Regions from separate parts of the Homo sapiens genome. Here region 2 is linked to region 1. Evidence: chromatin loops called from intact Hi-C (ENCODE). Cell type or tissue: A673. All regions are shown on one strand. Links, peaks and the distances in the headings refer to the core of each region. The heading gives the core; the rest is flanking DNA.

What was found. A loop is a pair of places that touch in the nucleus more often than their neighbours do. Peaks named below come from ENCODE experiments on the same cell type or tissue, not always from the same donor. Only the 100,000 strongest peaks of a DNase experiment are listed, where the experiment ranks them.
Region 2: it touches region 1 in a loop (2.6-fold over the local background); 2 of 110 quality-filtered maps call a loop at or near these places.

Annotation. Positions count from the first base shown.
Region 1 is chr14:55,446,932-55,462,884 of GRCh38, forward strand. No RefSeq gene overlaps it. Among named protein-coding and RNA genes, the nearest start is that of TBPL2, 14 kb to the left of the region's middle. RefSeq lists enhancers at 489-989, 754-1,953. In A673, for the core only: no CTCF peak of the experiment used is centred there; a DNase peak (open chromatin) is centred at 7,800; H3K27ac peaks cover 1,849 bases.
Region 2 is chr14:55,505,520-55,521,472 of GRCh38, forward strand. No RefSeq gene overlaps it. Among named protein-coding and RNA genes, the nearest start is that of KTN1-AS1, 67 kb to the right of the region's middle. In A673, for the core only: no CTCF peak of the experiment used is centred there; a DNase peak (open chromatin) is centred at 9,642; H3K4me3 peaks cover 1,051 bases; H3K27ac peaks cover 1,156 bases.

The sequences.
Region 1 (15,953 bases), core at 4,031-12,030:
CAGTAATCGTTTGAAATAAAAACCCACAGTAATTCTTCCTCCCCCTTTTTGGTGGAGGTGGAGCATGAACTTCAGCATCTGGGAAGGAGCCTGTGTAATGGCTTAGTCAGGAGCTGCTGAAGCACAACACAGATAACCTTGATCTCCATAGTCTTTGCTCACCAACCCCAGTCCACTGAAAATCTTGAATCATAATGGTGCAGCTTTCCTTCTCAGGCAGTGCTATACACTGGCCATAAAGAAGACTTGCTGTGTTTAAAGTTTCTCAGGAAAATGGCTTAATTTCACGTAATATTAAAGACAAGAATTAAAATTTCACAAGTTTCTTTTTCTCCCTTGACTGATCCCTATTATTTTCTTTCTGTGTGAACATATTCCATCACAGCGTTTCTACAATAAATAATGCATTCTTTTAGAAAGCATATTATAACTGGGAAGTGTTATTTATAAGCATCGTTTTGGCAGTTGTTTCATGGAAACAGAACCAATCAATCAGCACTGATTCTGGGCAGGAGAGAGTTGCTTTACCATTTTCCACGCTGAGCACATCAGGGATGTCTGATCCCAGACAGTAGCTACCTGTCTCCTGCCACGCACAGCAAAACAGGGAGATTAGGTTTTACCGTATTTGCTTGGGAAAATATGGATGAAGATTTCAGCTTCTGTCTGCTCTGAACTCCACTTTTTTTTTTTTTTTTTTGAGACAGGGCCTCACTCTGTCGCCCAGGCTGGAGTGGAGTGGCACGATCTTGGCTCACTGCAACCTTTGCCTGCTGGGTTCAAGCAATTCTCCTGCCTCAGCCTCCTGAGTAGCTGGGATTATAGGTGCACACCACCACACCCAGCTAATTTGTTTGTATTTTTAGTAGAGACGGGGTTTCACCACTTTGGTCAGGCTGGTCTCGAACGCCTGAACTCAGGTGATCCGCCTGCCTCGGCCTCCCAAAGTGCCATGCCTGGCCTGAACTCCACTTTGTGTGCACCTGACTAGGAATGGATTTTTGTATGTGTTTGTACTTGTACTAACAATGAAAATCTTCTATATACATCTACTAGGTACCCATAAAAATTAAAAATCTTCTAGAAGACTTCGGTCTGAACCACGTATCTAGAGCACTGGCCTTCTAGAAGGCAGCTTTATAAAATAGCTCATGGGATTATGTAGGGGAAGATTATGGTGTGTGTAGAGAATTACCAGAGCCACCACTAAAGGCTTCCACAGCTCCTGTGAGGTCCTGGAGAAGCAGCAACCTTTGGGAGGAGGCCGGAGGCAGAAGTGAGTCAGCACACCTACCCAGTTCCTGAGAAGAGGCTCCCTAGGGCCACTGAGTCACTCTTCCCTTAAGCCTGGGAGTCAGCCCCTCCCCTATCCCCTTTTTTTCACTTCTATTTCAGAACCACATCAGTGCTAAGAGGTACAGTGTACAGTGGGAATAATAAAATATAATTACCATGATGACAAATCAGCAAATGATGCTGTTTATGAAAGGAATTCTTTGGATATGCTGTACTTGGAAACACCAGACTGGCAACTCTCCAAGTTGTCCTGCTTGTAAATCAAAGGGAAAACTGTTGGCAGGGAGTTTTGACCAAGACTTTTCACTTCGGGGAAGACCTGAGTACTTTCCTGCTGGTTGAATGTTGCATAGAGGAGTCACTCTTCACGACATTTCCAAACATGTCCCTGTATTGACTATCTCAAGATGACTTAGCTGTCATTCCCTCCTTCTCCCTGATATGTTCGCTCGTCCATGATTCTGTGCGAGATACTTTTTAGAATCCATGAAGGCTGCAAAGATGACTATCTTTAAGGAACTTACAATATAGTAGGGACAATATATGATAATAAAGATAAGGATAATAATAGCACATATGGATGATTTGCTATGTCTGGCTAGTGTTCTAAGTCCGTTAAAACTTCTTTTTATCAAAATAATGCTATAGGCTGGGCACAGTGGCTCACGCCTGTAATCCCAGAACATTGAGAGGCCGAGGTGGGCCGATCACCTGAGGTCAGGAGTTCAAGACCAGCTTGGCCAACATAGTGAAACCCTGTGTCTACTAAAAATACAAAAATTAGCCTGGCATGGTAGTACATGCCTGTAATCCCAGCTACTTGGGAGGCTGAGGCAGGAGAATTGCCTGTACTCAGGAGGTGGAGGTTGCAGTGAGCTGAGATCACACCACTGCACTCCCAGCCTGGGCAACAGAGAGAGAGACCCCATCTCAAAAAACAAAAACAAAAAAAACCAAAACCCAAAATAATGCTAAAAATAAATGTAATAATCATCTCTGTTTCAAAGATGAGGAATTGAGGCCTACAGAAGTTAGGCAACTCACTCAAAGATAAGCTGTTCATACAAACACAATATCACAAAGTCAAATTCAGTTGAGTTTCTTGGCAGTTCATAGGAGGGAGAAATTCCTTCCTGGGGCTAGACATCAAGGCATATTTCATAAAGGAGGCAGCAAGAGACCAAGGTCTTAAAGGGTATACGGGTTAAATTGTGGCCTCCCGAAAGACATATCCACTCGGAACCTGTGGTTGTGACCTTAGAAAAGGGACTTTGTAGATGTAATTAAGGCTCTCAAGATAAGACCACCCAGGATTTAGGATGGGCCCTAAATCCAATGACAGGTGTCCTTATATGACAAAGGCAGAGGGAGATTTGAGACACTGAGACACAGAGAGAAGAAGGCCACACATGTGAAGACAGGCAGAGATTGGCAGCCCCAAGCCAAGGAATGACAAGGGCTGCCAGCAGCCAGCAGCAGCTAAGAGAGAGGTATGGAGCGGATTGCCCCTCAGAGCTGCCAGATGGAACTAGCCCTGCTGACATCTGGATCTTGGACTTGTAAGAATACATTTCTGTTGTTTTAAGCCACCCGGGATGTGGTAATTTGTTACAGCAGCCCTAGGTAACTAACACAAAGAATACGTGAGAATGGCTGTGAAACAACAGCTCAAGCAAAGACACTGAGGTGGAAAAATACAAAGGCTTAGGTTTGTTGGCTTTGGTTTGTCTGAAGCATAAGGATCCTGAAATGGAATGTGTTGTTTAAGATGTGGATCATATTATGGAGGGTTTTGAATGTCAGGTTAGGAAATGTAGATTTTATTTGATGATCAGTGAAGAACTTGTTGAGTTGTGTATTCAGAAAATGAAGGTGTCCCTGAGCTAACAGGAGGTAATATGGGCCTGAACTAGGGCAGGGACAGTGGAATGAAGTGTTAAAAGAAAAACTTCAGCTGAATTGAATTTCAAGGAGTTTAATTGAGCAATGAACGATTCGTGAATTGGGCAGCCCCCAGAATCAGCAGATTCAGAGAGACTCCAGGGATGTCTGGTGGTCAGAACAAATTTATAGACACAAAAAAGGGAAGTGACATGCAGAAATCTGAAGTGAGGTACAGAAACAGTTGGATTGGTTACAGGTTGGCATTTGCCTTCTTTGAACACAGTTTGAACACTCAGCAGTCTATGAGTGGTTGAAGCATGGCTGCTGGGATTGGCCAAGACTCAGCTATTGTTACAGGCACATACTACTAAATTAGGTTCTCAATCTTGTCTGCCTATTAAGCTAGGTTACAGTTCGTCCACAGGGACTGAAATATAGAAGTATGGGGTCCTTCTTGGGCCATATTTAGTTTGCTTTAACAGAAGGGACAGAGAGGAAGTGTGTTGCAGGACTCAAAGAGACTTGGCAATCAATAGATTCTTGATCTAACTTGCTAAGTAGGTTGGTTCATGTTTTACCTGCTGTTGTTTACACGTGTTTGTCTTCTGGGCTGCATAACACCCACACTCTAAATGAGCTACCCCAAGTCATTTGGCTGCCTGTCAACTAGGATTATTAGCTTTTTCTGGCTCCCTGGTAATTAATCTGTGTTCTAGGTTGAGGACTTTCCCTTCTCTGTCTCTATTCCGCTTATGTGAGCTAAACCTTTGGAAATTGTTTCAATACCCCATGTCGCCTTCCTTTGGTACCTGAGCTGGGGGCAGGAGGCAGGGTTTCAGGGCAACTATGCTGGCCTCACTCCAGCATCCTATTATAGATCCTGTCTCAAAACACTTTATGCTGAATATGGTATAGAGGAGGCCTTGATCAAGCTGTGACATCTCAGACAGATGTGAACCTTAGAGCCATGTAAAGAAGTTGGACATTACCAATGCCCTGGAGACCTTGAATGTGGTCTGAGGCTTCAAGCCTTATTAGCATCATATTCTGTTTTTTAGTTTCCCCAAATCACACTGACCCTTTTGATCTGGCTTTCTAATATTAGACTAGTGGGAAGAAAAGAAGAGGAACCAGTGTTTACCCAGGGCTTACTCAATGGCCAGATGTGGTGTAAGGTGCTTTGTATACATTACTTCATTTAATCTTTACATCAGAAGTATGAGGCAGGTGCTATTATCCTCATTTTACAGATGAGGAAATTGAAGGGCAAAGCAATTAAGTCACTGCACAAGGTCACACCGGGAATAGAGCTGCCAAGATACAACCTTGGGATTTTCTCAGATATCACACCACCTCTTACCCAGGATATATTTTTTTTCAGTGTTACTAAGGTGGCAGAATTCAGTTTTTGGCATATGTGCAGGATTTGGCTGGTGCATGCTGGGTTTTGACTTTGTGCCATGATTTTGTACGATCATTTCCCCTGTGGTCCCTCCTATAGCACATGCCCTGACCTAGCACTTCCTGGACATCAGCTTTGAGAATGTTTGAGAACTTTCCAGGCTGATGAACTTGTGCTGTTTTCTGAAGGAACAAGAGCATGTTTTAGCCTCACGTGGAAGTTTTCTGGTTGCATGCCTAGGTTTGGTTGAATTGGAAAGAGTGAATAAAATGGATCCTCGTATATAGCCTTGATCTCTGCATTGGTCTTGGAAAAGAAATGACTTTGGTACAGTAACTGTGGGTAGCACTGCCTGTAAAACCTGTGATGTTAGGGCCTCTGTTCACACCCTCTAATCTCTAAACCCAGGCCAATATCCTTAGGAACCAAGCCAACTGTCCTTGGTCCATGCTGTTTTTGTCCCATCTTCCACCTGCTCAACCCCAGAGTGCATTTCTCCTTCTTTCTGCAATCCTGAGTCTAAACGTTGTTCATACCTCCGCTCCAGATCATTTCCTCCATTAAGCCTCTCCCAGCCAGCTTTCCTTTTCTGAATTCCTGCAGCCAGTTTGCTCATATGATGCTCTTGCCAGCTCCCTGATTCTGGGTCTGTGTATTATCTCTTTAACTGACTGTAGCCTCTTAGAGTGAGGAGTGCAGTCTTCCTTCTGACCCCATGGTGCCTGGCATAGTGCTGGGCATGCAGTGGGGGCATCAATTATTGATTGAGATCTACCTTTCAGATTCCTGCTCTCAGAAAATGGAGTAGAATGGAAGGGCTGTCTGTCTCTAAATGATAACAGCACATAAACTCCTGGATGGAAATATACCAACATTCACAGGGGATATTTCTGGGTACCGAGCTTATTGGTGGGTTTCATTTCTTCTTTGAACTTTTGGTATTGTCCAAATTTTCTACAATGAACATTTATATTTTACTTCTTACAAAAAGAGTATTTTATAAAAGTGCATATTACTTTTAAGAGAAAGGACAGTGCCTTTTTTCCATCCCCATTTCTATCTCCTTGATGCCCATGGAGATATGATTTTTCGATTTAACCATGTGCTTCAAGATCAGGAATCTAGATTTCTCTTTAGCCCTGCTATTGACTTTTTAATTTTTAATTTTTTAATTTTTTGTAGAGATAGAGTCTCATTTTGCTGCCCAGGTTGGTTTCAAACTCTGGGCTCAATGATCTCCCACCTCAGCCTCCTAAAGTGCTGAGATTACTGACTTTCTGAGCGCCTCTTAAAACTCTCATTGCTTTGGTGTCTCCATCTGTAAACCTGACCAAGTGATAAAGGAATTCTTATATCTGCCCTTTTCCAGAACTGTAAGGCATTTGATGAGGAAATGTTGCAAAATCACTTTAAAATAATCTGATAAATGTTTACAGACCCAAGTTATTTGGCTGTGCATGCCCCAGATTTCTATGCACCCCATTCTCTGTGCAACTCAGTTTTCTAAAGCACTTTTTGTTGGAAACTCAGCTCTTTGTTTAGAATATTTTAGCCTCAAGAGTACTGTCTTAAAGAATATTGGAAGACATATGGGATTTCTGCTGAAAAGTACCATACTAGGACTGTATACTGGGAGGCAGAATAGTGCTGTGGCTAAAAGTATAGGCTTTGGACTCAGTGTCCCTTGTCCTGAGAATGTTTGAGAACTTTCTGGGCTGATGAACTTGTGCTGTTTTCTGAAGGAGCAAGAGCATATTTTAGCCTCACGTGGCAGTTTTCTGGTTGTATCCCTAGGTTTGCTTGTATTGGAAGGAGCGAATAAAATGGGGCCAGGTGCGGCGGCTCATGCCTGTAATCCCAGCACTTTGGGAAGCTGAGGTGGGAGGATCACCTGAGGTCAGGAATTCGAGACTAGCCTGGCCAAGATGGTGAAACTCTATCTCTACTAAAAATGCAAAATTAACTGGGTGTGGTGGTGGGCACCCATAATCCCAGCTACTCAGGAGGCCGAGGCTGGAGAATCACTTGAACCCAGGAGGTGGAGGCTGCAGTGAGCCGAGATTGCACCACTGCATTCCAGCCTGGATGACGGAGGGGGACTCTGTCTCAAGAAAAGAAAAAAAAGCGTCCTCTTATATAGCCTTGATCTTTACATTGGTCTTGGGGAAAAAAAAAGACTTCGATACAGTAACTGTAAGTGGTACTGGCTGCAAAACCTGTGATGTTAGGACCTGCTAACGGAAGTTAACTTTGGCCATGATGTTTAATCTCACTCAGCCTCAGTCTTCCCATCTGCAAAATAAGGACATTAAAAGCAATTGCCTAAAGAGACAATGTCTAAAAGTTTTAGTATAGTGCCTAGCCATGCTCAGGGGCTTAGTAAATTTCAGGTACATTTCTAGAACCCAGATCACCTTGCTAAAATGTAAAGTTTACCTCACTCCATGCTTCCGCAAATCTGCATTGTTTTCCACACTGAGTTTAGAATAAAACACAAATTCCTGAGCCTGGGCAAACAAACATAAACCTTCCCATCTTCAGTTCCCAAATGACACTTCCAGGCTCTGAAAAAGCTCTGAGTATCATTGTTCCTATAGTTCCCTCAGCTGAGAATGTTATTTTTCGATTCTCTGTCTTCGGAAATCCTTCCTAGCCTTCAGATGCCACCTTCTGTGTGGAGCCCTCCTTGATCTCCCAAGACAAAGCTAAGACACAGTGTTTCTTCTGAATGCCCATAACAATTTGGCCTGTGTTTCATTTAACCTTGTCCTACATTTCATTGTTTACACTCCCTTCTGGATTGCACACTCCTTAAGGAGTGGAAGGTTGTTGATTCGCTTTTGCATCCAGATAATGCCTAACAAAAGATAGGCAGCCTTTCATAAATGCTAGGCGTGCTTAGTATAATTCCTTCCTGATAGGAATCAGCAGCAGCTCTAATGCTTTTTAGCGGCAGCATGTTTGTAGAGCAGCTAAAGGGGAGGTTTGAGGAAGGACTGTGCCTGCTCTTTCCTTCTTTCTACCCCCAGTCCCCAGAAGCAGAGATAGAGTTCCTAGGTCTCCAGCTCTGCATGCTTGACTAGCCTCCCCTCGCAGCGTTTTTGCTGGAGAGGAAATAGAAATTGTTCCTGATTTAAGTGCATGCATCCCATCAGAGGCAGGCCAGGGCCCCTGCGTCTTATGAGTCAGCAGGCATTAAGCCAAGCTCATCTCTTCCCCTTACCTAAAAGCCCACAAAGCAGTAAACTCATTATCACTGCGCAGAGAATAATGAATAGGCCAAGGACAGATCAGTCTGGATTGTTGCCAGGGCTGCTTTTGTACGGAAACAGGCAGCGAGCCATTTTGCCTTCAATCGCTCGTTACTTACACTACTCACTGCCTGAACCAGAGACACCCACTTGACATTATGCAGTAGGTACCCCGAATACTGTTATCAAACAACTAGGTCTACTTGCCTGGCACAAAAATCCAAACACTGACATCGGGATTGCAGCGAGAGAAAGTGAGGCATTTATTGCCTGGCACCAAGCAAGGAGAATCAGGCAGCTCAGGCTGAAGACCCAAACTCCCCAAGAGCTTACAGGTAAGGATTTTTAAAGGCAGGAAGGCAGAGCTTACAGGCAAAATCATAAACCAATACAGGAAGGCTGGCCGGGCACAGTGGCTCATGCCTGTAATCCCAGTACTTTGGGAGGCCGAGAAGGGCGGATCACTTGAGGCCAGGAGTTCGAGACCAGCCTGGCCAATGTGTTGAAACCCCGTCTCCACTAAAAATACAAAATCAGCCGGGCATGGTGGCATGCATCTGTAATCCCAGCTATTTGGGAAGCTGAGGCAGGAGAATTGCTTGAACCTGGGAGGCGGAGGTTGCAGTGAGCCAAGATTGCAACACTGTACTCCAGCTTGGGTGAGAGTGAGACTCCATCTCAAAAACAAAAACAAAAAACTTGCAGGATATACATTGGTTTGACCTGTATAAAAGGTGAGACATCTTGAAGCAGGCACCCACAGGTCGTAGGTGGAGTCAAAGATTTGCTGATTTGTGATTGGTTAAGGAGGTGGAGCTTTGTCTAAACATTTGGGATCGGCAGAAAATAATGTTAGTTTTGGCTCTTGGGTGTGATCTCCTCCAGGCCCCTCAGAAAGAAATTTATCTTTTTTTTTTTTTAACTTCTTTTTTTTTTTAATTAATTAATTTATTTATTTTTATTGATCATTCTTGGGTGTTTCTCGCAGAGGGGGATTTGGCAGGGTCATAGGACAATAGTGGAGGGAAGGTCAGCAGATAAACAAGTGAACAAAGGTCTCTGGTTTTCCTAGGCAGAGGACCCTGCGGCCTTCCGCAGTGTTTGCGTCCCTGGGTACTTGAGATTAGGGAGTGGTAATGACTCTTAACGAGCATGCTGCCTTCAAGCATCTGTTTAACAAAGCACATCTTGCACCGCCCTTAATCCATTTAACCCTGAGTGGACTCAGCACATGTTTCAGAGAGCACAGGGTTGGGGGTAAGGTCACAGATCAACAGGATAAGAATTTTTCTTAGTACAGAACAAAATGAAAAGTCTCCCATGTCTACCTCTTTCTACACAGACACGGCAACCATCCGATTTCTCAATCTTTTCCCCACCTTTCCCCCCTTTCTATTCCACAAAACCGCCATTGTCATCATGGCCTGTTCTCAATGAGCTGTTGGGTAAACCTCCCAGACGGGGTGGTGGCCGGGCAGAGGGGCTCCTCACTTCCCAGTAGGGGCGACCGGGCAGAGGCGCCCCTCACCTCCCGGACGGGGCGGCTGGCCGGGCGGGGGGCTGACCCCCCCACCTCCCTCCCGGACGGGGCGGCTGGCCTGGCGGGGGCTGACCCCCACCTCCCTCCAGGACGGGGTGGCTGCTGGGCGGAGACGCTCCTCACTTCCCAGATGGGGCGGCTGCCGGGCGGAGGGGCTCCTCACTTCTCAGACGGGGCGGCTGCCGGGCGGAGGGGCTCCTCACTTCTCAGACGGGGCGGCTGCCGGGCGGAGGGTCTCCTCACTTCTCAGACGGGGCGGCCGGGCAGAGACGCTCCTCACCTCCTGGATGGGGTCGCGGCCGCGTAGAGGCGCTCCTCACATCCCAGACGGGCGGCGGGGCAGAGGCGCTCCCCACATCTCAGACGATGGGCGGCCGGGCAGAGACACTCCTCACTTCCTAGATGGGATGGCGGCCGGGAAGAGGCGCTCCTCACTTCCTAGATGGGATGGCGGCCGGGCAGAGATGCTCCTCACTTTCCAGACTGGGCAGCCAGGCAGAGGGGCTCCTCACGTCCCAGACGATGGGCGGCCAGGCAGAGACGCTCCTCACTTCCCAGACGGGGTGGCGGCCATGCAGAGGCTGCAATCTCAGCACTTTGGGAGGCCAAGGCAGGCGGCTGGGAGGTGGAGGTTGTAGCGAGCCGAGATCATGCCACTGCACTCCAGCCTGGGCACCATTGAGCACTGAGTGAACCAGACTCCGTCTGCAATCCCGGCACCTCCGGAGCCTCAGAAAGAAGTTTAGAACAGCGGTCGGAGTTCAGTCCTCAGTTCCCCCTTATCAGAGGTCTCTGTACCAGTGTACCCATTTAGTGGAGGTCCAAATTCTGAAAAACAACTCAAGAATATATGCTAAGGTGTTATCTTTAGTTTCTCTTGGGAACCAAATATTCGTGTGACTCTAACTTCCTTGGCTATTGTTTTAAGCTACTGTTACCGTCTTGCTTATCAAATTGCTCATTTACTTGTCAAGGCTAGCTAGGTGACTGTAAATTCCCTTGAAGGAACTCAAGATTTTATTTCCCTGCTTGGGGTTGGGGGTGGAGGAGGGTGCTGCAAGCCCTTAAGAGGGGTCCCTGCTCCGTCTCAATACTTGCCCAATAGCTCTGAGAATTCTTGCTAGTGGGGCATGTGAAAGGAACCTGTGCTCCCTCTGCCACGAGTCTCTGCTTCCACTGCCTTTCTGGCATCTACTCTGGGCTCTGCCTCTGCATATCTCGTTCCTTTTGCATAGCCTATGTACTTACTCAACTCCCATACAAACCCCTCAGTCTCCAGACTGCCACTGGTCATGGCTGTGCGTGTGGTGCAAGCTTTAATGAAGATTTGGGCACCGGTGTGTGTATGTGCACGCATGTGTGTGCATGAGTGTGTGTGCATGTGTGCATGTGTCTGTGCATGAGTGTGTGTGCGTATGAGTGTGTGCATGTGTGTGTGCGTGCATATGTGTGCATAAGTGTGTGTGCATTCATGTTTGTGCATGTGCATATGTGTTAATTTCCTAGGGCTGCCATAAAAAGTAACACAAACTGAGAGGCTTAAACAATAGAAATTTCTTGTCTCATTGTCTCACAGTTCTGGAAGCTAGACACCTGAGATGAAGGTGTCTGCAGGGCTATGCTGTTTCTAACAGGTGCTAGGGAAGGATCTGTTCCAGGTCTCCCCTCCAGCTTCTGGTAGTTTCTTGGCTTGTGGCAGCATCACTCCTGTCTTCATATGGCTGTCACCGTGTGAGTGTCTGTGTTCAGATTTCCTCCTTGTATAACCACAGTAACATTGGATTAGGGGTCTACCCTACTTCACTATGACCTCATCTTAATTAACTATATCTGCAATGACCCTATTTCCAAATAAGATCATATTCTCAGGCACTGCGGGTTAGGACTTTAGCATATGAATTTTCAGCGGACACAATTCAACCCATAATTGTGTGTTTGTATGTGTGCGCATGTGTGGTCATGGTTAGGGATGTTAGATTACAGAATAGAAGGGTAAAACACTTTGAACTGCATACTCAACCATCCCAGTTCTCAAAAGTCCTCAGCCTTTCTGTCCTCTGAGGGCGCATCCTGTGTCCTGCCTTCCCCACAGCCTCCTGCCATGCAGTGGGACACCTTCTGGCCCTCTTCTTGGGATTTTCCCTGCTTCTTCATGGCTCATTCAGCTCCAACTCCAAAAATCACTGTGCATTTCTGATATAAAAGTTTCACTATTTTCCTCCCCAGGCCAACCATCCAGGCCTGGTCTAGAGGGCCATCTTAATAACTAAAAAGTCCACTAGAGATGTTTCTAACAAAGACAGTTCTCTTGCTGAGGAGGAATTCTGTGGTCAGCTCTGATAGTAACACTTTTTTTCTCTTCCTTTCATCAGTTAAATGAAATTATTTATTAGCCTAAATGTTTTATGCACTAGTTTCTGTTATTTCTGGGTATATTTAAAAAACAATGCCTCCTGTACAAAATCAGAAAAAAACAGAAATGATAGTGAGGACAGGTTGTGCCTCATGGGCCAGGGATGGACAGCTTATTACCCCTCCTTCTACTGGAAACATACTAATAAATACGATAACTCTTTCCTGCCAGGCAAGGTCATGGTTTCAGAACCGTTCTCTATAGAGTTGACTCAGGCCATCGTTATGAGTTCATTAGAGCTGATATGAGAGATTAAGTCAATTTGCCATCACTGTTCTAGACATTCTGTGGAGGGAATTTTATGCTTCTGGTGATGACTTCTATTTGTGTTCATTAACAGTTGCTAGTGTTTGGAAATGAATATAGGGTGGACAATGTGATTTCTGTATTAGTCAGAATAGGCTGAGTCATGCAATGGTAAAAAATGACACCCAAATCTTGGTAGCTAACATGAATAAAGGTTGATTTCTTGCTCATAACACGTGTCCTTTCAGGATCACCTGAAGTTCTGCTCCATATCCCCTTCATTCAGGGACTCAGGCTGACGGAGCAGCCTCTACCTGGAATATTGCTGCTCTCGTAGCAGAGGGAGAGAGGACATGGGCGAACAATAAGCTGGCTCTTTAAAGCTTCTGCTTTTAAGTGAGCCAAGTCAATTCCACTCACATTTCATTGGCTAAGCAAAATGTCAATGCGGAGAGGAAGTATTAATTCTTCCTCAGAGAGGGGCAGCAACAGCATTAAAACAGTTTACATCAGGTACCTAATTTTTGTTATTGATCTTAAATGTCCGAGAAATGAAGTGAAAGAAAATGGAGACCTTTTATATTAATTTTAATGGCTCTTCTTTACTCTTCTTACTATATGTGGTAGAATTCTTATGAGGCTTAAAGAATAGAAATACATATTTGATGGGATTGACATCAGAACCTTTATTATTTAATGCCTTTTCTGTAGCAGGAATGTAACTAGTTTTAAGAGAAGGCTACTTAATGGTCAAAATAGTTGTATTAATGAAGGACTAAGATAATCATGGTTAAATCCCAACTCTAATGATCTAATACAACACTGTTGTTATTTATCTTCATAGCAAATTATGGTAAACCTAACATTATTATCCTAATGAAACATATGTTGTACTTTTTTACATGCTTTTGCTAGGCAAATCATATTTTCATATCAAAATACATTAAGGCAGATATTAAAGGGTAGGTGCAGTGGCTCATGCCTGCAATCCCAGCACTCTGGGAGGCCTAGGCGGGCAGATCACTTGATGTCAGGAGTTCGAGACCAGCCTGACCAACATGGTGAAACCCCATCCCTACTAAAAATACAAAAAAAATTAGCTGGGTGTGGTAACACATGCCTGTAATCCCAGCTACTGGGCTGAGACAGGAGAATCGCTTGAACTCGGGAGGCGGAGGTTGCAGTGAACCAAGATTGCACCACTGCACTCCAGCCTGGGTGAAAGAGCAAGACTCTGTCTCAAACAAAACAAAAACAAACCAAAAAAAAAAAAAACCCAGATATTAAAAAATGATCACTTGCTGTGATAATTATTCACTTCATTCCATTAATGTTAGAGTTTCAGCAGGTTACATGCAAAGCAGAAAGTTGCTAAAGTGTGTTTGGAAGAACATTAGTTTAGAAGACTGCTGATAAATATTGAACCAAAAAAAATTTAGTAATTCAAAGGTTCAGGGAATATTTGGTTAAACACAGTAAATAGGATTCTTTGATTCAAGATATATCAGAACTTTAATAATGTGTCATTAGTGCATAAGCCCTTTGTCAAGCAATGTTCTGTAGAAAACACTTTGGGAACTGCTGGCTCAGATTTTAATCTGTGTGTGGTGGGGATCTCCATCTCACTTCATTTTTATTTCTTTTTATTTTAGTTTTTTGTTTCTTTTTTTTTTTTTTTTTTTTGAGATGGGACCTGGGTCTGTTGCCCAGGCTTGGAGGCAGTGATGCAATCACAGCTTACTGCAGCCTTGACCTCCTGGGCTCAAGCTATCCTCCCACCTTGGTCTCCCAAGCAGCTGGGACTATAGGCATGTACCACTACACCTGGCTAACATTTTATTTTTTAGTAGAGACAGGGCCTCGTTATGTTGCCGAGGCTGGTCTGGAACTTCTTGGACTCAAACGAACCTCCTGCCTCATCTTCCCAAAGTGCTTGGATTACAGGCATGAACCTCCACGCCCAGCCTCCATTTCACATGAGCCTTCCAAACCCATGGCCATTTTGGGGTCTACCATCACCCAACATGCCCGGAATCACCAGTTCAAGCTTTCCCTTTCTGGCCACAGCATCTTTTCCTGCCAGCCTGCTTTCAACCAGTCCCAGTACAACCACTTGTCAACCTCACTGGAACTCCAATCCTTGCGGACTTCTGTTTACTTCTAATCATTCTGTCTCCTGCTGTCTTGATTTCCTGCTTATCACCTTAGACTGCATGATACATTGTTTTAGTAACATACCTGGTCAATGATCTAAAGGCCCTTTCTATCCTATCTCTTAGTTGGGTTTGGTGAAACCCAACTAATAGCTGATGATCCTTCTATATTTCCCTGTTCAGCTTACTTTTTACTCTCCTACTCACTGTAATGACTATTCCAAGGCTTTTCTGCTTCCTGGATTCCACAACCACCTCCCTCCACTCCCTCTGCATGCCCTATCTCCTTTAGGGCCTGGTGTTCCTAATTCTGAAAACTCCCTATAGCGATCCCCATTCTAGCCTCCTTCTCCCCTGTTGGGACAGTAAAAATGTTTCTCCCCATCTAAGAACAATACCTTTCTGGGGAATTTTGACTCTCATACCCTCCCAACTTTCCAAACACCTTGTAGTATTGATTATACCTTCTCTCTTTTTCTCTTTTTTTTTTTTTTTTTGAGACCAAATCTTGCTCTGTCGCCCAGGCTGGAGTGCAGTGGCATGATCTTGGCTCACTGCAACCTCCTCCTTGCAGGTTCAAGTGATTCTTCTGCCTCAGCCTTCCGAGTAGCTGGGATTAAAGGCACGCACCACCACGCCTGACTAATGTTTGTATTCTTAGTAGAGATGGGGTTTCACTATGTTGGCAAGGCTGGTCTTGAACTCTTGACCTTGTGATCCGCCCACCCCGGACTCCCAAAGTGCTGGGATTATAGGCGTGAGCCACTGTGCCTGGCCCACCTTCTCTTTCTTATATAGACTCAATCTTACTTTTCAATTGCTCTTTCTCATCAGCCATCAGCTTTGAGATATGCTTAAGTCCCATTTTAAAAAGGAAGAAAGAAGAAAGGGAGAAAAGGAAGGAAAGAAAAACCTTCCTCTGACATTACATTCTCTCTAGCTAGTCCTGCCTTTGCATAGACAAAATTCTCATTGTCTCCATTTCTTCTTCCATGCATTCCTCAATTTGCTCCTATCTAGTTTAAAAAAATGTTTTATTAGGATGTTATATATGGTAAAGTGTGCTCATCTTAAATGTACAGCTCAGTGAAGTTTTACACATTTATACACCTCGTGTAGCTATCACCCAGATCAAGATATAGAGAATTTCCAGGAACAAAAGGTAGAATATTCTCAATGTTTGAGAACTTGTTATCTTCACTTAACGATACATCTTGATCATTCCATAGCAGTATATAGAGACTTTTCTCACTTCTTTCCAACTGTGCACTGCTTCATTACATAGCTGTACCATCATTTATCAATATTCTGCTGACGTACGTTTATATTGATTCCAGTCTTTTGTTATTACAACTAGTGCTTCAATGAACAGTTTTGTGCAAATGTCATTTTGTATTTCTGCTCATGTATTTTTGGTACAGATTCTTAGAAACAGAATTACTGAGCCAAAGAAAACACATTTGTAATTTGGCTAGATATTGTCAAATTTCTCCCCTAGAGGCTGTAACATTTTACATTCCCACCAGCATTGTATGAGAGTACCTGTTTCCCCATAGACTTACAAATAACATAAGTTGATAAACTATTGAGGTGTGTTTTTTTTTTGTTTTGTTTTTGAAACAGTCTTGCTCTGTTGTCAGACTGGAGTGCAGTGGCGCGATCTTGGCTCACTGCAACCTCTGACTCCCTGGTTCAAGCGACTCTCTTGCCTTAGCCTCCTGCGTAGCTGGGATTACAGGCATGTGCCACCATGCCCAGCTAATTTTTG
Region 2 (15,953 bases), core at 5,237-13,236, 60 kb after region 1:
ATACCCCCACACACATACATATGCATTTAAGTGCATTTTAAAAACAAAAATATCACGCATTCTGTGTTAAGCACAACCTTATGTAACAAGGAAAGAAAAGTTTTATTGAGATGACTGTTGACTTTCAAGAATATTTAAATTCCAAGAAGTTCTATACAATGATCTTAAGATGATCATCCATGGAAGCACATTTTAGAGTTTCTTAAAGATTAATTCAGTCAAAAAATAAAATTTTGGAAAGACAGTATCCATTGAGAGTTGCGGAATACAGGTCTAAACAGTGATAACTTTTCTAATTTCTAACTTATTGAGTTCAACATTTTATTTGAAGACTCTAAATGGAGCCCTAATGTTAAAAAAAAAAAAAGAGCTGAAAATGAGGTGTTATTTTGTCTCAAATACTTCTTAAGATAATGTGAGTTCCACAGAGCAAAAACATAGTTTGAGTTTTTTTGTGGTCACAGACAGGCTGTAGAGAGGGTCCTTCAAACACGGTCATGCACGAAATCACCTGGGCCTGTTCGCATGCAGCCTAGGCTTGGCCCCAGGCTCTGCAGTTCTAACAAGCTCCCAGGTGAAGCTGCTGTCTCCTCAGCAGAACATTTTCTGAGCAGCAAGGGTTAGAACAGACAGGAAAACAGCCTGCATAGGCCTTACGTTTCATTTCAACTTGTTTTAAATTATAAAAGAAACACATGTTCATGATACAAAATTTATATATTGCAAAAATATATAACTCCCTTAATGATTACTATCACAGAATGAAAAATTATACATATGCATACATATATATATTTTAGAGACAGGGTCTCAATCTGTCTCTCAGGCTGGAGTGCAGTGGTATAGTCATGGCTCACTACAGCCTCCACCTCCCCTGGACTCAAGCAATCCTCCCGCCTTAGCCTCCCAAAGTGCTGGGACCGCAGGCCAGCTATTTTGTTTTGTTTGGTTTTGTTTTATTCTTTGTAGAGATGGGGTCTCATGATGTTGCCCAGGCTTGTCTCAAACTCCTTGCCTAAGTGAATCTCCAGCCTTGGCCTCTCAAAGTGTTAGGATTACAGGCATGAGCCACTGCACCTGGCTGAAAAATAATATTAACTAATGTTTCTATATGTTTGTATTGAGCATTAAGTGATTTATATGCATTATCTGATTTAACCCCCAGACAATCTCAGGCAATGGGGAAAATATTATTATTTGTGTCATTTTATAGAAAAAGGAATGAAAGCTTGGAGGGATTAACTTGCCAAGTGCAGGTGGAAGATGGCAGAGCTAAGATGCAAACTGGCCTTCAGACTTCTGACTTCAGAGCTTTTATTCTGAACCACAGGGTGAGACGGCCTTGTCCATTAATTATTTCCTCTATATGCACTATCATTAATTAGAATAATAATTTTAAAACAGAATTATACCATGCAAACACTTTTATTTTTTAAATTTTATTTTCATTCTTTTTTTTTTTTTTTTTTTTTTGGTGCAAGTCAGTTATTTGGGGAAAAATTTCAGGAAACTGGAGTGGGGAAACTGCAATGAGTGAAATAGGAATGGAAGCAAAACCAGTTACCACTCTGGGCGACTGGGGCTCAATCCCACTGGAGACTCTCTAAGGAATTATGTAGAAAATGCTTCAGAAATGTCCACTTGAGACAGGGATTACCTACTGGATCCCATTACTTGTTGGTCAAGGAGATGCTATCTCCCTCCCATTTCCAATATTGTACCTATTCCTGCCTGCCTGAGAGGACTCCTGCAAGCAGCCGATAGAGTATGCACCAGAGAGGCCTGAGGACATCGGTTCGGAGATGCTCAGGGTTGTCAAGAGGAGATGCCATTAGGCTGCATCTGCATACAACTGTTGTGCACAGTAATGCATATACATAATTAAACATTTAAATAGAAATGAGTCTATGGATTGAGAAGTCTCTCTCTGACCACTGACCTCTAGTCCTCCAGTCCTCCCCGGCAGAGGGAATTTTTGCTTCTATCTTCATATATATCTTTTCAGAGATACCACATTGTATTAGTCAGGGTTCTCCAGAGGGACAGAACTAATGGAATATATATGGGAGTTTATTAAGTATTAACTCACACAATCACAAGGTCCCTCAATAGGCTGTCTGCAGGCCGAGGAGTGAGGAGAGCCCGTCCAAGTTCCAAAACTGAAGAACTTGGAGTCCAATGTTCGAGGGCAGGAAGCATCCAGCACGGGAGAAAGATGTAGGCTGGGAGGCTAGGCCAGTCTTTTCACATTTTTCTGCCTGCTTATATTCCAGCTGCTCTGGCAGCTGATTAGATGGTACCCACCTAGATTAAGGGTGGGTCTGCCTTTCCCAGCCCACTGACTCAAATATTAATCTCCTTTGGCAACACCCTCACAGACACACCCAGGATCAATACTTTGTATCCGTCAATCCAATCAAGTTGACACTCATCCACATCACCCACATGTATTTATATATATTCTTTTCTGAGATGGAGTCTCCCTCTGTTGCCCAGGCTGGAGTGCAGTCGTGCAATCTCGGCTCACTGCAACCTCTGCCTCCTGGGTTCAAGCGATTCTTGTGCCTCAGCCTCCCAAATAGCTGGGATTACAGGCACCTGCCACCAGGCCTGGCTAATTTTTGTATTTTTAGTAGAGGTGGGGTTTCACCATGTTGGTCAGGCTGGTCTCAAACTCCTGACCTCAAGAGATCTGCCTGCCTCAGTCTCCCAAAGTGCTGGGATTATAGGCGTGAGCCATCACACCCGGCACACATGTACATTCTTAGTATTAAGAATGTACCCTTTCTTTAAGCTGTTAATGATCCACCTGCTTAAGGCTCCCAAAGTACTGTGATTACAGGTGTGAGCCAGCGCACCCGGCCTGTATTCGAATTTATTTAACCAGTCATCTTATTGATGATATTGGTATTTCCAGTATTTTTTAAAGCCAAGTTTATTGAGGTATACATGTAGTAAGGTTCACCCTTCTAAGCGAACAGCTCCATGAATGAATTTTGGTACACGTGTATAGTCATGTAACCACAGTCAAGATGCAGAACATTTCCATCACTCCAGAAATCTCCCTAATGCACCTGTGTAGACACACCCCTTCACTCATCCCTAGCCCCTGGCAAACAGCATGGATCGCACTTCCTCCCCACTGCCCTGAGTATCCCACGCATCAGCTTTCTGTCCCTGTAATTTGCCTTTTTCAAAAGGTCATATCAATAGAGTCATACAGGATGTAGCCTTTTGAGTCCAGTTTCTTTCACTGAGCACAATGCATCTGAGATTTATCCATGTTGTTGTGTGTACCAGTGTTTGGCTGTTTCTTATTACTCTACTATTGCACAAATTCCATTGCACCACAGTTTATTTATCCATTTGCCAATTGTAAGACATTAGGTTGTTCCAAGTTATGAAGGATTATAAATAAATCTGTTATTATTGGGCACTGGCTTTTGGGTGGACATAAGTTTCATTTCTCTTGGGTAAACAAAGTTTTTATTTCTCAGAGTGGGATTGCTGGGTAGTATGGTAAGTGTATGTTCAATTTAATAAGCAGTTCCCAGACTGTTTTCCAAAGTGACTATACCACTTTGTTTCTCTACCAGCAATATATGCATGCCTGCCAGCATTTGGTATTATCAGTTGGTTTTATTTTAGCAATTCTGATTAAGTTTGTATAGTTTTTGTCTACTATAATCAGTGCTACAATGAATATCTTTATACATAAATCCTTTGTAATTAGGTGTTAGTATATCCATAAGATACTTAGAGCTAGGCCAGGCGAGGTGGCTCATGCCTGTAATCCCAGCACTTTGGGAGGCCGAGGTGGGCGGATCACGAGGTCAAGAGATCAAGACCATCCCGGCCAACTTGGTGAAACCCTGTCTCTACTAAAAATACAAAAAGTAGCTGGGTGTGGTGGCGGGCACCTGTAATCCCAGCTACTCAGGAGGCTGAGGCAGGAGAATCGCTTGAACCCGGGAGGTGGAGGTTGCAGTGAGCCGAGATCGCACCACTGCACTCCAGCCTGGCAACAGAGCGAGACACCATCTCAAAAAAAAAAAAAAAAAAAAAAAGATACTTAGAGCTAGAATTGATGGGTCAAAGGGTGTGAAAAATTTGATTAGATATTGCCAAACAGCCTTCTGAGAAGGTGGTGCTGTGAATTTACCCACTTACCAAGTAGGTATGGTACTGCTTGTTTCCCCACGTCCTCACCAATGCAGTGTGTTTGTTTTTTTTTTTTCTTGTTCTTTTTCTTTTTCGAGACAGAGTTTTGCTCTTGTTGCCCAGGCTGGAGTGCAATGGAGCAATCTCGGCTCACTGCAACTTCTGCCTCCCGGGTTCAAGCGATTCTCCTGTCTCAGCCTCGCAAGTAGCTGGGATTCCAGGCATGCGCCACCAATCCCAGCTAATTTTGTATTTTTAGTAGAGACGGGGGTTTCTCCATGTTGGCCAGGCTGGTCTCAAATTCCCAACCTCAGGTGATCCGCCCACCTCGGCCTCCAAAGTGCCGAGATTACAGGCGTGAGCCACTGCGCCCGGCCTGCAGTGTGTTTCTTAATTTCAGCACGTGTTTTAAAGTGAAGCTTTACTTTAGAGGATTGCTGTGTAAGTCTCTGGCTCTTTGGGTTGTTGGTGAGGACTCAGTGCAAAGCATTTAGGGCAGCGCCTGCTGCACAGTGAGTGGCGATGGACGTCAGTTACTGCGTGATCACCACTACTACCAGCTCCACCACACGGTCATTGCCTCTCTCTCTGAGTTCCTCATCAGTATATCCAGGAGTGATTTTCTTTGAAGGGCTAAAATGTTCTACCTGTGGAATTTAGTTAATCCCCATAATCTCTTTAAATGCTGGCCAGGAATTCAGGCACTGTGGCTTTATTTTGCTTTTGCTTTTTAATTAATACACTTTATTTTTTTTAGAGCAGCTTTACACTCACAGCAAAGTTGTGCAAGAGTACACGGAATTCCTAGGTACCCCCATCCCCTACACACACACACACACACACACACACACACACACACACATGCTCCTCTACTATCAATCCCATCACCAGAGTGGTACATTTGTTACAATTGATGAACTTACATCAACACACCCTTACAACCCAGAGTCCATAGTTTACCTTAGGGTTCACTCCTGGTGTTGCACATTCCTTGAGCTTTGAAAAATGTATAATGACATGTATCTACTATGATAGTATCATGCAGAATAGTTTCACTGCCCTAAAAATCCTTTGTGCTGTACCTATTCATTCCTTCCTTCCTCCTAACCCCAGAAAACCACTAATCTCTTCACTGTCTCCATAGTTTTGCCTTTTCCAGAAGGTCATGTTGTTGGAATCATACAGTATATTGCCTTTTCAAATTGGCTTCTTTCACTTAGTAGTATGCATTTAAGTTTCCTCCATGCTGTTTCATGGCTCGATAGCTCGTTTCTTTCTAGTGCTAGATAATATTCCATTGTCTGGATGTATCACGTTTATTTATCCACCCACTTACTGAAAAACATCTTGGTTGGGTCCAAGTTTCGGCAATCATGAATAAAGTTGCTATGAACATCCTTGTGCATGCTTTTGTGTGGATGTAAGTTTTCAATTCATTTGGGTTAATACTGAGGAGTGTATGGTAAGAGTATGTTTACTTTTGTAAGAAACTGCCAAACTGCTTTCCAAAGTGGCTGTACTCTTTTGCATTTTCATCAGCAATGAATGGGAGTTCCTGTTGCTCCACAACCTCGTCAGCACTTGGCGTTGTCAGTGTTTTGGATTTTGGCCACTCTAATAGGTACATAGTGTTATCTCATTGTTTTAATTTGCAATTCCCTAATGACATAGGATGTTGAGCATCTTTGCATATGTTTACTTGGCATCTATATATCTTCTTTGGTGGGGTATCTGTTTAGGGTTTTTGCTTATTTTTAAATCAGATTTTTTGTTTTCTTATTGTTGAGTTTTAAGAGTTCTGTATATTTTGGATAATAGTCCTTCACCCGGTGTACTTTTTGCAAACACTTTCTCCCAGTGTGTGGCTTGTCGTCTTGTTCTCTTGGCTTTTTTTTTTTCCTTCAACCTCTTCCTTTTTCATATGACGGTGCCTCTTCTATTTCACTATTTTTCACCTCAGGCTCCATTCTGGGAGGGCTGCTTGCTTGGTGCATAAACTCTGGGCATAGGCTGGTGCTCTCAGGTTCAGATAAGTACTTTTAATAATCCTTCTAGACATTTTTTTTTTTTTCTGGACAGAGTTTTGCTCTGTTGCCCAGGCTGGAGTGCAGTGGTGTGATCTTGGCTCACTACAGCCTCAGCCTCCCAAGTTCAAGCGATTCTCATGCCTCCCGAACAGCTGGGTTTACAGGTGTGTGTACCACCAGGCCTAGCTAATTTTTTGTATTTTTGTAAAGACAGGGTTTCACCATGTTGGCCAGGCTGGTCTCAAACTCCTGACCTCAGGTGATCCACCTGCCTCAGCCTCCCAAAGTGCTAGGATTACAGGCATGAGCCACTGTGCCTAGTCCTTGTGGACATTCTTAACTTAGGGCTTTGAAAGACAAGAGAAAGGTTAGTTAAAAGGATTGACTCTATACTATGGAGTGAATTATGTACAGGTATAGCTTAGGTATAACTATATACTGTGTATAGAGTTATAATAATTTTCAGGCATAATTAATTGCGACTCATTTCTCTTTACTTTTTGAAAAAAAATTATTCTTATTTATTTATTTTTGTAGAGATGGGGTCTGACCATGTGGCCCAGGCTGGTCTTGAAGTCCTAGGCTCAAGGGATCCTCCCATCTTGGTCTCTTGAAGTGCTGGGATTATAGGCATGAGCCACCAGCTCAAATAATCTCCAGCTTATCTCCAGCTCAAATAATATGTTTTTGATCATTTATTTTCTACTAACCAATAAAATATAAGTGCTAGGATAATAGGGACTTTGTTTTGTTCACCAATGTGAGCCCAAAATAGTGTCTGGCACATAGCAGGCTGTGTGTTCATATATGATGAATAACTTGAAGGCATTTATGAATAAATTACTCTGGGATCCTGTATCCTTCAGATATTGGTGAGACCCTAAGGCAGTTGTGGCTACGGGAAGTATGTGCCTTGGTTCTGGGCCATTCTCTTCTCTGCTTGTCTTCAAACTTGCCTGTGTATCCTGTGCCAAGTGATGACTGCATTACTTTCTGCTGTTGAAAATGGGAACCCTAATTGCAAGGAATCCTTGGTTCCCAAGTCTAAAATTGCTCAGAATGCAGATTTAAAGTACAGAGTATCCAAGAACTGTACTTTTATGGCTCTGGTTATAATACATGCCATTCTAATTCTGCAAAATCCTTGCCACAGCTGCCAGGAAATGCCCCTGAAAGCTGCCATCAAGTGCCTTCTGCAAGCACTGCGGCTGCTGGAAGTTTCAGGAGGAAGAGAACCACTTCAAATTTTGGGCTATCTGGAAGATTCTCCATCCTACTCCCTCTACATGGGAGACTTCGCCATTGTCACCTTGGCTACGATAACTAGTTGAGTAAAAAATAAAAGACATTGCCCTGCTGGGGTTGCTATATATCCAGGCCAGGTGTATACATGGGGTATTAGGCAGTCACATAGTAGAAGCCAGTACATTCTAATAGATTGATTAAGTCTCATTAATATTATTTTAGATTAACAATTAGGAAATGTGTATCTAAAAATTACATTATATCAAAGAAGATATGCAAGTGGTCAATAAGCACATGAAAAGATGCTCACCATCACTAATTATTAGGGAAATGCAAATCAAAACCACAGTAAGATACCACTTCACACCCATTAGAATGGCTATTACTAAAAAAAAAATAAACAAATAAAAAACAGTGTTCCCAAGAATGTGGAGAAATTGGAACCCTTGTGTGTTGCCGGTAGGAATGTAAAACAGTACAGTCACTGTGGAAAACAGTATGGCAGTTCCTAAGAAAATTAAACATAGAATCATCATATGATCTAGGAATTCCATGTCTGGGTATATATCAAAAAAAGTTGAAAGCAAAGATGCAAACAGATATTTGTTTGTTTTATAACTTTTATTTATTTATGTATTTTGAGACAGGGTCTCACTCTGTTACCCAGGCTAGAGTGCAGTGGCGCAATCACAACTCACTGCAGGCTTGACCTCACGGCCTCAAGTGACCGTCCCACCTCAGTACCACCGCCGCCACCCCGCCCCACCACCCACTCGCAACGAGTAGTTGGGACTACAGGTCCATGCCTCTACGCACAGCTAATTTTTGTATTTTGTGTAGAGATAGGGTTTCGCCATGTTGCCCAGGCTTGTCTTGAACTCCTGGGCTCAAGTGATCCAGCCACCTTGGCCTCCAAAAGTGCTGGGATTACAGGCATGAGCTACTGCGCCCAGCTTAACTTTTATTTTAGGTTCAGGGGTTTACATGTGCAGATTTGTTACATGGGTAAATTGCCTATCCCTGAGGTTTGGCGTATGAATGATTCTGTCACCCAAGTAGTGTGCATAATAGCCAACAGGTAGTTTTTCAATCCCCCACCATGCCCTCCCCGTCAAGTAGTCCCCAGCGTCTATTGTTCCATGTTTGTGTTCATGTGTGCTCAATGTTTAGCTCTCACTTATAAGTGAGAACATATGGTATTTGGTTTTCTGTTCCGGCATGAGTTCACTTAGGATAATGGCCTCTAGCTGCAGCCATGTTGCTGCAAAGGACGTGACTTCATTCTTTTTTATGGCTGCATAGTGTTCTATGGTATATATGCACCACATTTGCCTCATCTGGTCCACCACAAACAGATACTTGTGTACCAATGTTCATAGTGGCATTATTCACAGTAGCAAAAATGTGTAATCAACCCTAATGCCCATGGAAAGATGAATGAATAAATGAAATGGGATGTAAACATACAAAGAAATAGTATTCAGCCTTAAGGAATAAAATTCTGAAACATGCTACAACATGGATGAACCTTAAAGATATTATGCTAAGTGAAAAGCCAGTTACAAAGGACAAATACTGTATGATTCCACTTATATAAGGTACCTAGAATAATCAGATGTCTTTCTTCATAGGGACAGAAAGTAGAGCAGTGATTACCAGGTGCTGGGCGCAGGGGACAATGAGGAGGAATACATGTGAACAGTTTCAGTTTGAGATAATGAAAAAAAAAAAAAGAGATAATGAAAAAGTTTCGGAGATGGATAGTGGTGGTGGCTGCAGAATGGTATGAATGCACTTAATGCCACTGAATAGTAGGCTTAAAATGTTAAATTTGATATATATTTCACCACAGTAAAAGACCTCTAAAATTACATTATATACATCTGGATCTGACTAATCTATCTCCTTTTAACAATGTACATGAAAAGAAGTAACAAGAGTAGTAAATGCTTAGACTTAATGTTTCCTAAGTGCTTTGTATATATTCCTGTAATCCTTCCAACACCAGTAATGAGTCAGCTTCTGTTATGTTCTCCAATTTACAGCTAAGGAAATGGAGACAGAGAAAGGTCAGGTGACTTGCCAAGGGTCACACAGCTAGTGAGTGGTGAAGCCAAATCAAACCCAGTCCGTGTAGCGAGACTGCCCCTGCACCCACTGTGGCATGCCGCCTCTCCGATCCTGTAATGCACAAATAAGAGTGCAAGTGGGGCAGCTCACCGAATGTGATCTGCTGTTCTGCTGCGCTGCAGCTCTTTCATGTCCTCAGTTGACAAGCTCTGACTTGGAGAAGGCCTGCAGCCTTTGAGCAGTGAGGAGTGGATTATTCTAAACTGTCTCCGAGATCGGGCTCGCAGATTGTTAAACACCGATGTGCGCTTTGCATGGGGCTCCTCTGGGATACGCGTAATTTAAATTACGACATGAGCATTTCATTTTGTATTGGCTGGTACACAGTAAATGGAGCAAGCGGGAGCCGGCTGATTTCCAGAGAGACAGAAAACTCGAAAACTGCAGCTGAGAGTCATTTATTCCCTCCATTCCACAGTGTTCTCTCACTGAAGTGCAGAAATCAGACTGACATACGATGGCCGGCCCTTCCATCTCTGGAGGATGCAGCACTCCAGAAAGGCAAGCAGGGTTGGAGAAGGGGCCCGGATCTGCCCTGGAAATTAGCCAGGAAGAGTCATGGACCCTGCTGTGCTTTGCCATGATTTCAGGATCCCTCATCCCAATCAACTAACAGGAGGGGAACTGAGTCCCATCATCACATGCGGTTACCTCACCCTATCAAGCCATTATCTGTGAAACTTTTCGTTATTTTTGTTGTTGTTGTTGTTGTTGTCGTTGTGATAATACTAAGAGCTGATATCGAGAGCTGACTACATGCCAGGCATTGTACTAAACACTTTATGCATCTCATGTCATTTCCACCCCACCACAACCATCTGAGGGAGGCATTGTTCTTACCTGCGTTTTACAGGCTGGGAGGCCCAGAAAGGTTAAGAAACTGCCCAAGTTCACACACAGAGACCGAGCCAGGATTCAAATCCTGGTCTTTTTGAACCTGTTGCCTATACTCCTAACTGCTAAGTTATGCTTTTTGTTATAAAAGAAGAACGTATTTACATTAATTCTCTGATAGATGGAGAAAAAAAGAGGTAAGATTCTGTTAGGTTGAAAAGGCTGTTCTGTAGGTCAAAACAGTAAACCATTGGCAATTTAAGAGTTCAATCTAATAATTTGCAGCGGAGCAACTGATGAATTTTCTCTTTCATACCCTGGACATGGTAATGGGACTAATATATGTAAAGTTATGAATTGCTGTTAAATTTTGTCATCATCCTGAAAACAAAAGTATCCCTTGATAGCTGGGTTGGAACCCTGGGGTCACCCTTCTCTGTATAGTCTTGATAGGAAAGGAAGTCCCCAGGGTAGGACAGGGCTACTGAGGAGACCTCTGCCCTCTGTCTAGCATATATGGACAAAGAAATCATGCTCTTTATACTGCTTTTTTGGGAAGGTGATGGGACCAGTGTATCCTGGAATGCTTCAGGTTTTTTAGTGTCTCTCCTCTCCAAACAGTAAGTCTTTGCATTATTCGATGCCTGAAAAGTTGCCTCTGAATCTCTTTACTCCATTATCCTATAGTGTCAATTATATTGTTAATACACACATTCTATGCGTGTATGCATGTGTGTACATATATAGTCATGTACCACATAATGACATCTTGGTCAATGACAGACATATAACAGTGGTCCCATAAGATTATAATACCATATTTCTACTGTATCTTTTCTATGTTTAGATACACAAATACTTACCATTGTGTTTCAGTTGCCTACAGTATTCAGTACAGTAACATGCTGTACAGGTTTGTAGCCTTGGCCATAGCAATAGGCCATACCACATAGCTTAGGTGTAGTAGGTTATACCCTCTAGGTTTGTGTAAGTACACCCTAATGTTTCCACAATGAAGAAATCATTAGCCAGGCATGATGGCATGTAATCCTAACTGCTCAAGAGGCTGGGGTGGAGGACTGCTTGAGCCCGCGAGGTTGAGTTTGCAGTGAGGTTGCACCACCGCACTCCAGCCTGGGTGACACAGTGAGACCTCATCTCAAAAACAAAAAAGAAGAAATCACCTAATGACACATTTCTCAGAACGTATCCTTATTGTTAAGTAATGCATGTATATAGTTACTGTTAACTAAGAAAGACTCTCTTGCTTTCAGAGCAGAGCATTTCTATCTTCCTTCTCATTTTTACAAAAACAGGTTAAAGTTAGTTTTTATAATAACACATTAAAAGATTAAAGTTTTTTCACAGGTGGAATGGAAGGTAAAAAATTTTTGAAAGATTAAAGTTTTTAAAAAGGAAGGAAAAATGTTTTATACCAATCCACCAAATGGAAAAAGGAAGGAAATTCTGACACATGCTACAACATGGTTGAAGCTTGAGGACTTTGTGCTAAGTGAAATAAGCCAGTCACAGAAGGACAAACACTGTATTATTTCCCTTATATGAGTAGTCAAACCTACAGAAAGTAGAGTGGTGATTGTCAGGGCCTAGGGGTTGTGAAAAGAGTGGGAAATGACGGGTTTTTGGTGGCCAGGCATGGTGGCTCATGCCTGTAATCCCAGCACTTTGGGAGGCTGAGGCAGCAGGATCACTTGAGCCCAGAGGTTCGAGAGCAGCCTGAGCAACGGAGTGAGAACCTGTCTCAAAAATAAATAAATAGGAAAAAATATGAGAAAGAGTTCTTGTTCAATGAGTATAGAGTTTCAGTTTTTACAAGATTCTGTTTTGCAAGATGAAAAGGTTCTGGAGATTGGTTGTACAACAATATAAATATAGTTAACACTACCAAGCAGTATCCTTAAAAGTGGTAAAGATGGTAAATTTTATGTTATATGTATTTTACCACAATTTTAAAAAATTTAAATGAAAAAAAAAATCCAGCTTTCCCAAGATTTTTTTTTCTTTTTTTGAGATGGAGTCTTGCTCTGTTGCCCAGGCTGGAGTGCAATGGCGCGATCTCAGCTCACTGCAACCTCCGCCTCCCAGGTTCAAGTGATTCTCCTGCCTCAGCCTCCCGAATAGCTGGGATTATAGGCATGTGCCACCACACAAGGCTAATTTTTGTATTTTTAGTAGAGGCAGGGTTTTACCATGTTGGCCAGGCTGGTCTTGAACTCCTGACCTCAGGTGATCCGCCCGCCTCGGCCTCCCAAAGTGCTGGGATTGCAGGTGTGAGCCACCACACTCAGCCCAAGATTTCTTATTATATGGGAAGACATATAGATGGTCTATGAAAATGATTTTAGAATTCAAAAGCGAAAGTGAAGACCTTCTAAGATAGAGATGTATTCCTCTTTTCAAACAGCTAGTCCTTGAGAATTAAGGGGCTCTTTAAATAGAAAAAGCTAATTGACACTTTTTCTTTATTTTGATGTCAGAAATATGACATTTTAACCATAAACATTTATAGGATTTTAATGCCTCAGTTGTAAGCTCCTTCCAGAACAAATAAACATGTAGCTTTAAAAATATACTGACAGCAATTCCTAGGCAAGTCTTGGTTCTGGGTTGGGCTTAGAGCCAGTGGACTAGGGCAGCATGTGACCTAGAGAGACACCAGCTGGGGTGGCTAAGGAAGTGCTTGTGCCACCCTCCCTTAACCCCAGGCAGCACAGCTTACAACAAAGAAAGTGACTCCTTCCTTCTGCTTGAGGAGAGGAGAGCAAAGAATAAAGAGAACTTTGTCCTGTCTCTTGGATATCAGCTCAGCCACAATAGAATAGGGCACTGGGCAGAGTTGTGAGACTCCCATTCCAGGCCTTAGCTCCCAGATAAATCTCTGTACATACCCAGGGCCAGAAGGGAACTCGCTGCCTTGAAGGGAAAGACCCAGTCCTGGCAGCATTCTGTACCTACTGACCAAAGAGCCCTTGGGCACTGAATAACCAACAGAAATACCCAGGAGGTACTCCATGGGCTTTGGGTGAGCCTCTGAGATGTACTGGCTTCAGGTGAGGCTCAGCACATTCCCTGCTGTCATAGCTATGATGAAAGACTCCTTCTGCTTGAGAAAAGCAGAGGGAAAGGTAAAGGGGACTTTGTCTCACACCTTAGGTATCAGCTTGCCCAAAGGCAGGTAGAGCAACCATTGGGTCCTTGGGGTCCCCAAGTCCTGGCCTAGGCTCTTGGATGGCATTTCTGGACCTGCCCTGGGCCAGAGGGGAGCCCATTGCTCTGCAGGATGAGTCCCTTTCCTGGCAGCATTCACCACAAGCTGACTGAAGAGTCCTCAGACTTTTAAGTGAACATTGGTGGTGGCTTGGCAGAACTCCCAAGGGCTGGTGGTGATGGTGGCCACTGGGAGAGGCTTCTTTGACTGTGGAAAGGGGAGGAAAGAGCAGGAAGAATTTGTCTTGCAGTTTGAGGGCCAGCTTAGCCACAGTAGAATGGAACACCGGTAGATTTCTAAGGTTTTTGACTCTAATCCATAGTAACATCTCTGGACCTGCCTGGAGCCAGGAGGAGGTCCTGCCCTAAAGGGAAAGACACAAACCTGTCTGTCTTCTCCACCTGCTGATTATAGATCCCTAGGGCCTTAAGCGAACATAGGCAATAGCCAGGTAGTAGTTACATTGAACCTTGGGTGAGATCCAGTGCTATGCAGGCTTCAGGTCTGATCCAGTGCAGTCCCAGTGGTGGCCACAGTGGTACTTGTGTCACCCCACTCTGAGCTCCAGGCAGCTCAGCACAGAAAAAGAGACTCCATTTGTTTGGGATAAAGTAAGGGCAGAGAACAAAAACCTCTGCCTAGTAATCCAGAGAATTCTTCCAGGTCTTATCCAAGATCATCAACAGAGTACCTTTATGAATCTGCAAGAACCACAGCATTATTGGGCTTGGGGCCTAAGTCCTTTGAATACCTGGAAAGCCTTTCCAAGAAAGACAGGCACAAACAAGCCCAGACTGTGAAGACTACAATAAATACCTAACTCTTCAATGCCCAGACACCAAAGAACATCCACAAGCATCAAGACCATCCAGGAAAACATGACCTCACCAAACAAACTAAGTAAGACACCAGGACCAGTCCTGGAGAAACAGACATATGTGACCTTTCAGACAGAGAATTCAAAATAGCTGTTTTGAGGAAATTCAAAGAAATTCAAGATAACACAGGGAAGGAATTCAGAATTCTATCAGATAAATTTAACAAAGAGATTGAAATAATAAAAAAGAAACAAGAAGAAATTCTGGAGTTGAAAAATGCAGCTGACACACTGAAGAATGCATCAGTCTCTTAATAGCAGAACTGATCAAGCAGAAGAATGAATTATGCCAGGTGTGGTGGCTCACGCCTGTAATCCTGGCACTTTGGGAAACTGAGGCAAGAGGATCGCTTGAGCCCAGGAGTTTGAGATCAGCCTGGGCAACACAGCAAGACTACACACACATACTCTCTCTCTCTCTCTCTCTCTCTCTCTCTCTCTCTCTCTCTCTCTATATATATATATATATATATATATATATACACACATACATCTATATATATACATCTATATATATATATAGATATATGAAATCTTGTAGGCATGCTTCATTATTTTTTATTCTTTTTTTCTTTTGTCTCTTCTGACTGCATTTTCAAATAGCCTATCTTCAAGCTCACTAATTCTAAAGGCCAATATCACTGATTAATATTGATGCAAAAATCCTCAACAAAATACTAGCAAACTGAATTCAACAACATATTAGAAAGATCATTCATCATGGTCAAGCTTTATCCCAGGGATGCAAAGATGTTTCAGCATATGCAAATCAATCAATGTGATACATCACATCAGTAGAATGAAGGACACAAACCATATGTTCATTTCAATTGATGCTGAAAAAGCATATGATAAAATTCAGCATTGCTTCATGATAAAAATCCTCCACAAACTAGGTATAGAAGGAACATACCTCAGCATAATAAAAGCCAATTACAACAGACCCACAGCTATTATCATAATGAATGGGGAAAATGGAAAGTCTTTCCTCCAAGATCTGGAACATGACAAAGAGGCTCACTTTCAGCACCATTATTCAGCAAAGTACTAGAAGTCCTAGCTAGAGCAATCAGGCAAGAGAAAAAAATAAAGGGCATCCAAATTGGAAAGGAAGAAATAAAATTATCCTGGTTTTCAGATGATATGATCTTATATTTGGAAAATTTAGATTCCACCAAAAAAACTATCAGAACTGACAAACTTAGTAAAGTTGCAGGATACAAAACCAGCATACAAAATTCAGTAGCATTTTTTTGAGATGGAGTCTTGCTCTGTCACACAGGCTGGAGTGCAGTGGTGTAATCTTGACTAACTGCGACCTTTGCCTCCCAGGTTTAAGCAATTCTCCTGCCTCAGCCTCCTGAGTAGCTGGAATTACAGGTGTGCACCACCATGCCCAGCTAATTTTTGTATTTTTAGTAGAGATGGGGTTTCACTATGTTGGCCAGGC